Linked DNA regions of Homo sapiens: region 1 is linked to region 2. The links are chromatin contacts, found by Hi-C or POLR2A ChIA-PET in ENCODE. All regions are on one chromosome and are shown on one strand. Each heading gives the region's core, a stretch centred on a gene start or an enhancer-like site at or near the end of the contact. The rest is flanking DNA. Distances are from core to core; before and after follow the strand shown. Region 1 holds the start of TP53I11 (tumor protein p53 inducible protein 11). Region 2 holds the start of PRDM11 (PR/SET domain 11).

The links. Hi-C counts contacts between places; a loop is a spot of excess contacts on that map. ChIA-PET counts read pairs that join two places held with the same protein, here RNA polymerase II (POLR2A). Pooled maps may share reads with other maps.
Region 1: a loop to region 2 is called in a map of CD8-positive, alpha-beta T cell, with 17 times the contacts of the local background. The contact joins the promoter of TP53I11 here to the promoter of PRDM11 in region 2. A Hi-C loop is called at or near these places in 4 of 168 maps with a recorded cell type or tissue (B cell, CD8-positive, alpha-beta T cell, IMR-90 and 1 more) and 12 of 50 pooled maps. POLR2A ChIA-PET finds 5 or more read pairs at or near these places in 4 of 52 experiments (HCT116, K562, activated T-cell and 1 more).

Annotation. Positions count from the first base shown.
Region 1 is chr11:44,947,989-44,954,426 of GRCh38, reverse strand. It overlaps TP53I11 (tumor protein p53 inducible protein 11), which reads left to right and starts at 3,544. Exons shown (of 7, transcript NM_006034.5): 1 at 3,544-3,750. RefSeq lists silencers at 3,355-3,614, 3,645-3,774.
Region 2 is chr11:45,142,081-45,148,855 of GRCh38, reverse strand. PRDM11 (PR/SET domain 11) reads right to left here and starts at 2,217. Exons shown (of 8, transcript NM_001384648.1): 1 at 1,979-2,217. LOC105376652 (a long non-coding RNA gene) reads left to right here and starts at 2,073. Exons shown (of 6, transcript XR_931241.3): 1 at 2,073-3,802. RefSeq lists silencers at 1,467-1,656, 1,737-1,816.

The DNA of each region.
Region 1 (6,438 bases), core at 2,295-4,794, 200 kb after region 2:
AGACACTGGCAATCCCTGTGCCCACCACACCTTCCTGCAGGGGCACAAACACAGACACACAGGCGCACTCTTAAGTGCTCACTCACACCTGGCCACCAAGGAGGTGTTGCTGCCCCTGCTTGTGGAGGGCGACCAGGGCAGATGGAGCCCCTGCTGCTCCCAGGTTCCTGTGGGAGTCTGGAGGAGTGACCCTCCCACCCCTGCAACAGCCGCTGGCTGCTTCCTGGCTCCATCCCCAACCCCACTCCCATCCCCACCCCCCTGGGGCCTTGAGAGGAACACTTCACCAAGGTAAGAATCACAATAATAATGTCAATAATAGGAATCAGCATTTCCAGTTTGCAAACCTTTTTCATCGAATCACCTCACTTGACTCTCACAAGTTCTATGAGGCAGATATTTTTATATCCGTGCAGGCGAGGGTCGTATAGCTACTTAGGAGCAGAGCCAAGGTCCTAGCCGACTTATCTCACTCTCACCTAGAATAATGATGACTCCTCATTGTTACCGTGCACCAAGCATCTATTCTTGCCTGTCGTTAGGGGCACACTTAATGAATGTCAATGTTACTCCTCACAGCAGCCCAGTGAGGTGAGTTTTTTTTTTATGCCCAGTGTAAAGATCAGGTAACTCAGAAGAGTTGAGGGCAGAATGGCTGCCTAAGGGATGTTTCTGAACTGGACACATCACTTTAGAAAAGTATATAGGGGCCGGGCGCGGTGGCTCACGCCTGTAATCCCCGCACTTTGGGAGGCCGAGGCGGGCGGATCATGAGGTCAGGAGATCGAGACTATCCTGACTAACATGGTGAAACCCCGACTCTACTAAAAATACAAAAAATTAGCCGGGTGTGGTCGTGGGTGCCTGTAGTCCCAGCTACTCGGGAGGCTGAGGCAGGAGAATGGCATGGACCCAGGAGGCGGAGCTTGCAGTGAGCCGAGATCACGCCACTGCACTCCAGCCTGGGCGACAGAACGAGACTCCATCTCAAAATAAATAAATAAGTAAATAAATAAATGAAAAGTATATAGGGAGGAAGACAATAAGAGCCTCTAATGGGTGCTTTCTGGAGAGCGGATGCAGGGGGTTATGGATAGAGCCAGCTGCTTCTCCCCTGGTCCCCCTCCAAGCACTTTGCCTGTTATCTTGAGCGGTTACTGTTGCTGCTGTTGACTATCTGTGCAGTCATCTACAAGGGGGCTGTGAACTCTCCAAGGACAGGGACACTGTCCTGTTCACCCCTGGGGCCCCAGCACATAGCACCTTGCCTGGCATAAGGGTGAGGCACTGTCAGGATGGCCTCGTTCACAAAGGATGGTGGGGCAGCCTTGGCCCAGCCTGAGCTCCCAGCCTCCCCAGCTTCCCCGTTGATAAGGAGACTGAGAGAATACAGACACCCAGAGGGCAAAGGTTATCCACTCCAAATACCACTTAAGGTGGGAATTCTTCCTCTGCTGTCCTCATCAACCCTTCCCTGGATTCTGCTTGCATGCTGCTAGTGACAGGGCACTCATTCATGACAACTAAGGCAGCCTCTTCCATGTTGGAAAACTTGGAGTGATTGTGACAAAGGCCTCCCACTGATGTATGATCAGGCTGGCTGGGATTACAAGCACAGACCCTGCTGCTAGTCTTTAGGGTTACACCAAGCAGAGCACTGGCAGGTGTCCCCAAGTCTGGGAGGACATTGCACATGAATGACGCTGGGGGCCCTCCCTTCAGCAATCCAGAGCCCTGAGTGCCAGAAAGGCAGAAGAGGGAGTGACAAATGAATTCATCAACCCAGCTTGGCCCAGCTCTGTAAAGGCAGTGAGGTGAGACTGAGTTGTTGCAGAAATTACTATAGAGCCTTGAGTCAGATGGCTCCACCCAACACACCTTAAAAATAATCCTCATCTAGAGTCACATACTTTGATTGATTGATTGATTCATTCATTATTGGCTATCACTGTCTAGGTGTTTGGCTGGGGGCAGTGTCAGTGGCACTGGGGCATCAGAGTTTATCTACCTTAGTAATCAGGACAGTTTATATTCACTGAGCACTTACTATGAACCAAGGACTGTTCTGTTTACTTCCTTGCCAAGGGCACAGACTCTCCTGCCCAATCCCAGCTCTGGTGAGGACAGTGGGAGCCTGCATGGCACAGAGTCCATGCACAGTAAACATGAGCAGCTCCTATTAACTCTAAATCTCTACAGCAACCATAGCCGGTTCTTACTATTGGTTGCTCTAGGTGACTTACTTTGTCCAAGGCCACACAGGCACTAAAAGGCAGAGTCAGGATTTGAACCTAGGTGATCTGGTTCCAGAGCCTGCTCTATTAACCGTTAAGGAACTGGTGCAGACAGAACCGAGACCTGGAGTCAGAATGCCCACCTAGCTAGATGCCTGAGGCAGCCACTCACCTCTTTCTGTCTTATTTACTTGTGAAATGGAGCATGTCATCAGCCTTGCCTTCCTTTTCCCGCAGCCCCCCACCCCGGTTCCTGGCCCACTGTGACCATCAGATCAGATGAAAGAGATCCAGGCATTTCTCTAAGGAGAGCACAGGGTGGTGGGGGTTGGGGTGGGAGAGAGCACATTATTTTCCCACCATAAGGGGTTGAAGGAGCCCAGAATTTGGGGGTGGGGCCTTGTCTGTAGGAGCCTGGTTCTCTCAGGTTGACACGCCACCAGAGAGCCTCCATGACCCCCAACCCTCATCCTCACCCCAGCCCCCCATAGGATGTGTAGAGACAAAAGGTTTGACAACTGTAGCGCCAACAAGCGTCCTAGAGCCCCAGATAAGATCCTAGCCTCCTGACAGCGCAACTGACAGCAGCATCTCTGAGGCTGGATTTTAGGGTGGAGTATGAAGAAGGTGGCCGTAGTGACAGTGGGGTCATGTTATTTGGCCAAGTCACACCAAGCAGGGAGAGAGAAGGGTGGGCCTAGGCTGGAAGCCTGAAGGCTGAGTGAACTCAAACTTTAACGACCATGGCCTGTAAAATGGGACTAAGCACAGCGCCCTTATGGGTTGCTGTGAAAATCAAATGAGTTAATACTTGTAACTCCTTTAGCATATGGTGTCTGGCATCAGAGAGTGCGCAGCAAACGGTGACTATTGTCGTGACTGTGTTATTACACACTTGGGTATCACCGCCAGCCAAAGCAGTCCCTTCCATTTCAGGCACCGGCCTGGGCCCGGGAGACACCGCAAGGCTATTTAAGATGGTGTGGTTTGCCCATCTACGTTGATCGTCCCAAGAAAGGGGCACCGTCTGCAGAACTTGCCAGGAAAGTCATCCTGGGCGGCGCGGGCCACGCCAGGGTCTCCCCGCGCGGCTTCCTCCCCCGGCGCCTTCTCTCGGGCGCGCGTGCGCCCCCTGCAGGCGGCCCCCGGGAGAGCCTCGCGGGGGAGCCGGGAGCCTGGTTTCCCCGCCAACCCCCATCCCGCCCGCCCCGGCGGCCACCCTGGGGGCGAGGCAGCCCGGCGCGTGGGAGGGGACGGCGCGCCATTGGCTTGTGCGCGGAACCGAGAGGAGGGACCAGCGCGGGCCGCCAGACTCGGTAAGCCCCGGCCGCGCAGGGCGCCGCGCGCAGTCCAGCCGGCCCGGCCCTGCCCTGCCCTGCCCTGTCCTGCCCTGCCCTGCCCTGCCCTGCCCTGCACTGCCCGGCCCGGCACGGGCGGCGCGATGTGAGGCGTCCGAGCCCGGAGCCTCCGCCTGGCATCAGCTCCACGTAGCCCAGCGCCGGCACGCGCGAGGCCCGTAAGTTCTGCTCCCCGCCGCCGCTTCCGAGCCGCGGACTTTCCCCTCCCGCCGCCCGCCGCCTGCGCAGCGCAACCCAGCGGGGCTCCTGCGGCCGACGGGACCGCAGAGGGGCGGCCGGGACCCCGCGCGCGCTAACCGGGCGCCCCGGGACATCTCGGCACCCGCTGAGCCCGCTGGGACCCCAGGGGGTCGCCTCCCCAGCTCCCCAAGGCGCCGTCCCGCAGCCCCTTCCGTCTCCCCTGCGCGCTCTCCCCTCGCCGCCCCTCCCTCTGACTCGGTTTCCCCTCTCCCCCGGCTCCGCGGTCGCCCTCCTCCTGGACTGCTTATTTCGTCCTCGGCCACTGCCTCTCGGGCTCGAGCTTTCTGCTTCAGAGCAGGAGAGAAACGGAGCGAAAGCAGTTTCTGTCTCCCCGGGGTCTGACTCGGTCCCCCGCGCTCGGTTCTCTGTCCCCTCCCCCTCCCGCCATTGTTCCCGGCAGGAGGAGTGCGCGGCGCAAACTTGCGAGTTCCCCCAGTCTTTGCCCCCGCAGGGCCGCGGACGGAGGTGGTGGCGGAGTTCCCGCTGCCCACAAGTCTGGCCCGACCTTCTGGGGTGGGGGCCTGGGGGCAGGGGCCCTGGGCCGGAGAACCCGGGGCCGCCTAACGGCTCGGAGCTCACCGCCGGGGGACACCGGCGCTGAGGCCTGGGTCTCAGAAAGTGGGTGAGTGTCTGGAGCGGGGACATCAGGGACAGATTGCAGGGGGAGGGGCGAGGCTGAGAGAGTCCCCCGTCCCCAGGCTGGAAAGGGGCGGGCAGAAACCCAGGCCGCGCCTTAGCCCAGTTAGGGGGTGGGTAGGGGACGCACAGGTGGAGACGCCCCCCACTCTCCCCAAAGTCGCGCGATCTGCAGGAAGGGTACAGTGTGGGGCCACTGGCCGGGCGCTGGGTGGGTTAGGGCCCCTGCCGTGGGCAGAACACTCGCACCTACCCGGGGGAGGCTGTGTGGAGGAAGGGCCAGAACGCCGCGCCCACCCCGGCGCGCCCCGCTGGGCGGGGCGGGGCGGGGCGCTCGCCTTGGGTCCCCTCGCTCTACCTTCCTTCGCCCTGACCCAGTCTCGGGCTTCCGCCTCTTCCTGGAGCCCGGGGGGAGTGGGTTTCTCCGCCGGAGAGATGGAGGCTGGGGCAAGAGCAGCGCGGAGGCCAAGAACCCCCAGGCTCCTCCAAAGCCCAGAGCGGCTGGCCAAGGCCCCCTCACCGCCCCACTACCCTGCACTTCCTGATTGGTTTCTTTCAAACAAACTTCTTGACGGGGCGGGCCTGCGGGGAGAAGTCACCGGGGCTGCCCACCCCAACTATGTGGTCCCTTGGACCTCCACCCCTGACGGCCTGTGGAGAGGGGACCAGGATCTGCGGCCCGCAGATCCCAGGGACGCGGGGGTCGTTTTGTTGCAGAGCCAGGAGGGGGCACTGTCCGCTCCTTAGCCTCAGCCCCAGACTTCGAGAAAGGAGAGAAAAGATTTTTCTTGTTGGGTTGTTAGGAAATAAGACTATTCTCCAGGCTTCTGTTGTCCCATCTGTAAAATGGGTCGTCTTGTTCCTGAGGCCCCCTCTGTCCCCACCATCCCAGGAGGCCCCTGCCATGGCCGCTTCTTTCCCAGTCACATGTCGTCAACTTCCTCCGTGCTTCCAAATTTGGAGTGGAGGGCTAAGGCCGAAAGCCCCTTCACCCATGTCCAGCTGTCATGACCTGCCAGTTCTAGGACTGCGACCTATTTTCTGCACAGCTCTGCCTCCAGGCCCCTTGTGGCTTCTCCAGCTCACACCCAGCCTCCCAATTTCTTTTGATAGCCCCACCTCTGTGGGAAGAAGGGCCTGCCCCTCTTGGGGTATGGGGGAGGAGGGGGCTGGATTTAACAGGAATGCCCCATAGTCACACAGTTTGGGGCTGTTCTTTACTTTTGCTTATTGAACAAAATGTTTGTGAGCATTACACCAAAAATGGCTTATGGAGCAAAGTGCCAGGGACAGTTTCAGGCACTGGGGAGACAGCTGTGGACAAAATAAAAATTTTTGTCCTCATGGAGCTGATGCTTAAAAGCAGGGGGCAGGGGGAGGCAATTCCCTAATAAAAACAATAAGCAAATTATATAGTGTACTGAGAGGTGAAGGGGAAAAGTTGTGTTGGGGGTATTGAGGCCAGGGACCGGGTTGTCATTTTAAATAGGGTGTCAGGGAGGTCTCCCTGAGGAGGTAACTTTTGAGCTACAGCCTTGAGGGAGATGAGGGAGTGAGCTGTGTAGACAGCTAGAGCACAGCCCATGCAAAGGCCCTGAGGCTGGAATGTGCCTACCCTGCAGCTAGCAGGGAGTGAGGGGCTGAGGAAGAGTGAGTGACTGAGAAGGGATGAATTCCTCCCCTTTCACAGGTGAGGGAAGTGAGGCTCAGAGACAGTATGTCAGTCACCCCAGGACACACAGGCCAGGAGAGGCAGCTGCAGGGCGGGGTGCCTGATGTTCTGACTCCTGGTCCACGATACCTCCCCGGCACCCTGTGTCTCACTGTTTATCCTGCTACACTGGCTGGACCCCTCCCAGGGCCAGCGCAGCATCGTCCTCCTGCCCCAAAGTGACCCTTGCTCTCTCTCATCCCACTTCCTTCCTATGACCAGTCCCTTCTGAGCACCCAACTCTGACCTGGCACATGAT
Region 2 (6,775 bases), core at 968-3,467:
CTGAATCCACAGGCAGGACTCCCGACTCCTACCCCAGTGTTCTTTACTTTATACTTGCCAACAACCTGGAACCAGGGAAACTCCCTGTAAGTCCAGGAGAGGGCAGATCCAAATAGGAGAAATCCTACTTGACACCAAGGAGAAGAAATTGATGGAACACATCAACCCAAGAAGTCTAGACGACAGAACTGTAACTCAGGTCAAATGAGTCCATAAGTGCAGAGGTGATGGCTATCATGACCAATCTAGGACTCCTAGGACAACTGAGGGGAGTCCCTCATCTTTGTGAACGTCACCAGGGAAGGAAACGAGACCCTGCCACCAGCTGTTCCTTGGGGCCCTGTCAGTTTGAGACTGGATGGACCACGGTGGGGTCTGTGGGGGCAATTCTGATATTCCCAGGTCAGTACCTTCTGCCGTGATTCTGGGGGAGAACACTTCTTAAACAGTATGCCAGGCCCTGGAACAGGCATTTCATCTTTGCTATCTCATTTAATTTCACAACTTCCTTGCCGGGCAGGTTTTGTTGGACTCAGGGATGGAGACACAAGGCTCAGAGAGGCCAAAGACAACGATGTGAAGTCCAAAGTCAGACAGTGACTATGAGGAGGAGGTAGAATTCAAAGAGAGAAAGCCTTTCCATTAAACTGAATACAGCAAGAGGTCTGGGCTCTATTCCCAGAAGGGAAGGTTTCTACACGTGCCCTATAGAACTCTGCTTGTCCACCTTTCAGAGAGTCGGCGGGCAAAGACTGTGCCCTGCTCCCCAACTACGACCCTACACCTCCAACAATGACCCTAGGAAAGCCCGAACCTTCCTCCCTCCCAAGAGGAAATGTGGGCAAGGACCAGCTTGGTTGCTACAGGCATCATGCTCCACAGAAAATTCTTCTGTCCCCAAACCCCCAAAGTTTATAGGGTTTCCAGGTACCAAGAGCAATCTCTCATCATTGCCTCCTGGCCCCACGCACAAAGGGCTGGGTGTGTTTCCTTACAGCCACTCTAAATTATACAGCACAGCCTTTCTCCACACGAAGCAAACGTCTAGGAAAGAGGAGACGTTTCACATTTTTCTCCCCTAAATCCCAGCCCAGCCTGGGGGGTTCTAAGCCCCCATCTCCCAACTGGGCTCTAGACACACACCAGCAATTTTTCACCAGCATCGCCCAAGACATTGGTATTCTCTTTGCAGCGACTCGCCTAGAGCACGCTGGCCTTGACCGGAGAGAGGTCATTGGCCGCTAAGTTTCTGCAGTTTCTGCATAGGAGAGTACCTTGGGGACTGCGAGTGGGGGGTGGAGGCTACGCTCCGGAGAGGTTTCCCGAAGAGTCTACACCGCAACTGACACTTAAAACGCATTCCAGAAATGCCCTCCGGCTCGGCCACGCTTCGCGGGCAATCGCGAACCGCGATGGAGAAGGCTTCGTCGCATCCCAAAGGACGCCTCCCACCTTCATCCCCGAGCACCCCGCAGCAGCCCCCGGCGCGGGGCCGAGGGCGTCCGCGAGAACTAGGCCGGCGGCCGCGGCGAGCCCTCTGGCGTCGGCGTCCGCGCCCCGCCCCGTCCGTGTCACCGCGTTCTCATTCCGAGCGCTCGGCCCGGGCCGCCACTCCCATTGGTCGGCGGCCACGTCCGTCAGCGGGCGCGCCGCTTGCGGAGAGAAAAGGCTACATTGTAACAAGGCGAGGAGCGAGCGAGCTGGGAGGAAGGAGGCGGAGGGCGGCCCCCGGCTCCCGCGGCGGCGGCAGCTACCTGCCGAGGGTTCACCCACCTCGCGGCCACGGCGGGCCGCCCCCCACCCCGCGCCGGCGCCGTCCGGACCCCCGCCCCGCGCCCGCGCCGAGACCCCCGGCCGCCCCCGCCCCCAGCCGCCGCTCCCGGCCCCCGCACCGGCGGCCCCCGCGCTCGCTGGCAAACTGCCGAGCGCTCTCCGAAGCCATTTTCAATGGCCACATTGGCTACCGGGGCTGACTCACCTTCCCGGGAATGCTGCGGCAGCCGCGGGGCCCGGGCGGCGAGAGCGGCCCGGCGGGCGGCTCGGCGGAGGCGGCGCGGCCTCGGCTGGCGGCCCCCGCGGAGGGAGCGGCCGCGCTGCGGGCGCGCTGGTCCCCGGCGAGGCAAAGTTTCAGCGCCAGCCTCGGCGCGGCGGCGGCGGCGACTCGCTGCTGCTCTCCTCCCCTGCTTTGACCACCATCTTATTAGTACAGGAAATGACATGGAAAACGGAAGAAAGCGGCGTTTGGGGCAGACGCGGACCCCCCAATTCAGGGGCCGGAGCCGGGACTCACCAGCCGCGTCCCGACCCGGCCCCGGAGAAAACTCCCGGGGCCCCTTAGGCCCGCGCCCTGCCCGGAGGGGGGAACCCGGCTCTCCAAACCCAAAGGGAGAGGGAGCGTTTTATAATCCAGCCCGTGGAGAAATCGAGAAAAAAATAGATGAAAAAAAGAAAAGGTTAAGAGAGAACTTTCGAACTGGGATACTTTTTTGGGGTCAGAAGTAAAAGTTCTCAAATTTTAATAAAGTCATTGTGAGGGGGGCTCCCTGGCTCTCCCGGTCGCGTGGCTGTCCATTTGGAACCAAATAGTCGGGGGGAGTCGACGCGTTTGGATTTTTAACCCTTTCAGGGCTCCGCGGCTGGCCCCCTCCCGGTCCCATTTAACCCTTTGAATGCTCAGCAGTTTGGAGATACAAACTGAAGTTGCGAGACGCAGGCGTCCCGCGAAGGCTGAGGGTGAGGGGCTTGGGGTTCGTTAAAAATATTAACTCTTTATGTGGGGTTGCGGTTTTGTAGTCACGAATCGCACATGTTCTTCAAGTCAAAATATGTTACAGAGGGAGAGAGATTCTGAGAACTGGAGGGGCTGGTCCCTGGCTGGCTTGGAAAAGATGTTTAAGCGGCATTCACTTGCTCGATTCCTCAGTTTCTCCATCTGTGAAATGGGATTCGACATCACAGAGAGGGGGTGAAGAGGGAAAGACTGGGCCGGGGGTGGAATTGTCACAGAGTGCTTGAGTGCTTGACATGCTTTCCTGAGCGCCTGGAAAACTGACAGGTTGCGATGGGGCTGGAAGCCTTGGAGGAGGGCAAGGGACACTGCAGGGTGGCGTAACCAGGACAACCATTCCCCAATCAACCCCTTTCTCGTGGCGTCCTCTACAAGTCCTGTGGCCCAATGGCGACGTCTCTCCTACCAAGGGAGGATGCTCTGTGCAAGCTCCAAAATTGGGGCAGTAAACCCCAGTTGGTGATTCCCAGGAAGGCACCTGGGCGAGGCGCTGTCCAGTGCTTTCCCCAAACATCCACGAAGCCCTGCAAGAGTTGCCCAGACGGCCCCCAGAGGGTACTACCCCAGGGAAGCCTCCTCCCAAGGCGGAAGGAGTTCCGTGTCAACCTTGCTGCTGGCGATCCGCAGATGGGCGTTCATGGTCAGATGGGCGTTCATGGTCAGATGGGGGTGCTCATGGCTTTTGGAATCTGGATGTGGAGCTGGAGGCGGTGGGGGTGATGAGGGAGGGAGCACTGTGGGTACCACATCATTTGTTTCCCTTGACTCTGGCGTCACAAACACAGCTTCTTGGAATCTCATGCCTGTTACTGGCTGTGTGATCTGGAGCAACTGGCTTCACCTCTCTGAGCCTTTATTTCCCACATCTGCAAAGTGGTGCACAGTAATACCCACGTTCCTGGCTCTGTGTAAGGAGCCATGAGAGTGTATTTAAAGGGCCCAGCACCCAGCTGCTCTCAGTAGATGCTCAAGAGACAGTAACAACCCTATCGTTATATGAGGTTCAATGCAACTGTAAGTTTCCTGAGTATTTCTCTGCTTGGTGCCAGGCAGAGTGTCGGGTACTGGGGGACGGGGGTTGGGGGAGGGGTTCCACGATTAGAATGACAAGATCCTTCAGGCAGGTCTTGGTCTGCCCAAGAGATGAAGGCACTCGCAGATAACTTCAATTAATTCAGAACTGAATGCACCTCCAGTTGCACTGAGCATGGTTTTGGATGCCAAGTGCCCGGCCGAGAAAAGAGCACTGAGGAAGGAGCCATTTGTTGTTCCTTTTGAGGAGAAAGATTCACCAAGGAAGTAATGTCAGAGGTAGGCCTGGAATTTCCACCAATGGTAGGATGGCATTGCCAGGAAGGCAAAGAGCAGAAGCAAAGACCTCGAGGCGTCAACGTACCCAGGGTGTTGGACATGTGTCCTGCAGTGACTGGGGTAGAGGGTGAGGCAGAGATATCGGAGATGAGGGCAAAAAGAGAAGTAGATAAAGGAGGGGAGTGGTCCCATCCTCCAGAGAGCAAAAAGATCTTTAAGAGAATGAGCTGGCAAGTTGGAAGTGAGGTAAGGAGGGAATTTCTTGTGGCATTGGTTTTCTATTTAAATCTCCCCATCCATTTCTATCCTGGCTTCCTTTGCCAGGAAGCCGTAGGTCCTCAGCTGCATCTGTAGGGTGAGACTGGGTCCTCAGGCATTGCAGGCTGGGGAGTCAGCGCTTCAGGCGTCACACTGGGACTTGTCCAGGGGCTGTGGGGAGCAAAGAGATGCGGTGTGATCCAGAGACCCAGGTCTGAGTCCCAACCTGTCGCCTGAGGCATTTGACTTGTCCTCTTTGGGGGCCAGTGTTTTCCTGCATGGCATGAAGAGTTGGGACCAGGGGTTCTATATTTTGCCCTCAAGAAACTGCCCCTGTAGTTACATAGTCAAGGCCAAGGCACAGGAAGGAATCTGAAACAAGGCTGGGGGAATTGTTGGAAACATCTCAGAAGGGAAGCCCTAGGCAGTTGGAGGGTTGACACATGTGCTCTGGGTCAATGTGGGCAGAAAGTGGGCAGAAAGTGGTCCCAGACCCTGAGTGTGATCACCACGGACAAGCAGTCTAGACAAAGCACGTCTTGTGAGGCAGTGCCTCAGTTTCCCTCTGTGGGCTGAGTTGGGCCTGAAAGTCAGAAGTAGGGATGAGATAAGAGCTCCACTGGCATTTCCTGAGAACTTAAGGGAAGGGGAAGGAGAACAGGATTGAAGCGAATAGGGCATATGGTACACACCTTCTGGGTTATTACCATCTATACTCAATAATCTCAATAATCCAAGAAGGATATCATCATCACTATTTTTTGCAGGCAGAGAAACCATGTTCAGAGAGGTTAAGAGACTTGCCCAAGGTCACACAGCTAGTTTGAGGCAGGGTGAGATTCAAACATAGGTCTGCCTGACTCCATTGCTCAGTGTCATCTGCTGTTAGTCATTTCTGGTTCATTGTCCTTTTCCATAATGCAGCTTTTCAGCCTAATGGGTGGTGAAATATTTCCTTAATTTCTCCCTTGAGCGTATCTCACAAAAAGGAGCTGACCAGAACTTTGTGATTCAAGGCCAGGTACATTATGACCTCTTCTTGCAAAAAATGTACTAACAATCCCAGTCACCTCCAGGTCCCTGTGAAGGCTACTGAGATACTCTAAATGAATAGAGTTCACCTCTTTAGAAGGAAAAGTCCATCTGAGGCCTTCCCTCCACCCCCTACTAGTAATAATGACACCAAGCAAAATACTTCCTGTTAGCTCCAAGGTAAATGCCCCCTGGATCCTAGAAGGAAGAGTCACTGGGGATTCACTTCCACATTTGTTGTAAAACAAGGACATTGTTTATTGCACATATGACCTTTCCTGAAAGCACAAGGGCAAAATTTCAATAAGGATTTAGTACCTGGAAAAAACTAAGACTGAAACACACTGCATCTTCCCCAAGGAACTGGCAAGCATCTTCCTTGCTAATAAGAAGAGCTCCGTAACTGATCAGCCTTCCCTTCTTGCACGGGTTGCCAGGAAGCTCAGAGCCAAATTCCACCTTCACTTCTAACAGCTTTGGCAGTTGCATCCTTATTACTGCTTTACTGCTTCTAATCCTACTGGCTCAGCCTTGCTTTCTCTGCCTTTTATTAAAGATGTTCCCCTTTTTAATGGTAAGAGATAAATGCTTTAAATAAATCCACATTTGGAAGAGCTGCTGAAGGGACCTGGATTCCACAGGCCTCATGTTAAGCCAGGCACAGTTCTGTTCTGATCTTGTCCATTCACCCAACAGCTGAGGGATCCGTCTCTTGGAAGGAAGGAGGGACTGGCTTAAGCCCAAGGAATTGCTCATCCAGCTGCTGACAGTGGCTAAGATCAAAATGCCTTGGGTCAGATCATCATCGCCATTTTTTGCTCTACTGACAAGCAGCTTGCCTTGCTCCTACCAGCTCCCTGGGAGGCCCAAACCACTATCCCCTACCTGTGCTCCAGAAAATCTCCCCCATTAGTCCCTCCTGTTGAGGCATGGAAAGGTGGAGAGGTATGGGAATAGTGGCGTGGGAGTGAGGGGCATCCCTAGATCATGAGGACAGGGAAGGCATCTCTGAGGAGGTGGCATTTCAGTGGGGGTCTTGCTAGATACAAAGGAGCCAGCTCCACCAAGAGTTGAGTAGCAGAATTCCTGGGAAGGGGACACAGCCAGTGCAAAGGCCCTGAGCAGGATGGAATTGGCTTGTTCTATGAAGTGGCAGAAGGCTAGTGTGCCCAGGGTGCAGTGTGGCAAGAAGGACAAGAAGCAGATGTGGGGAGAAGTGGGTGGGATCTCTGCCAGGGTTTTCCAGTTTGGCTTTCTTTGAAGTGCAGTGGAAGCCACTGGTAATTTTAAGCTGGGGAGACCCGGAACTTGATTTGTTTTCATGAGATCACCTTGGTTGCCATCTGGATGATAAACATTTACTGAGTCCCAGTGAGTTTGTAGGCA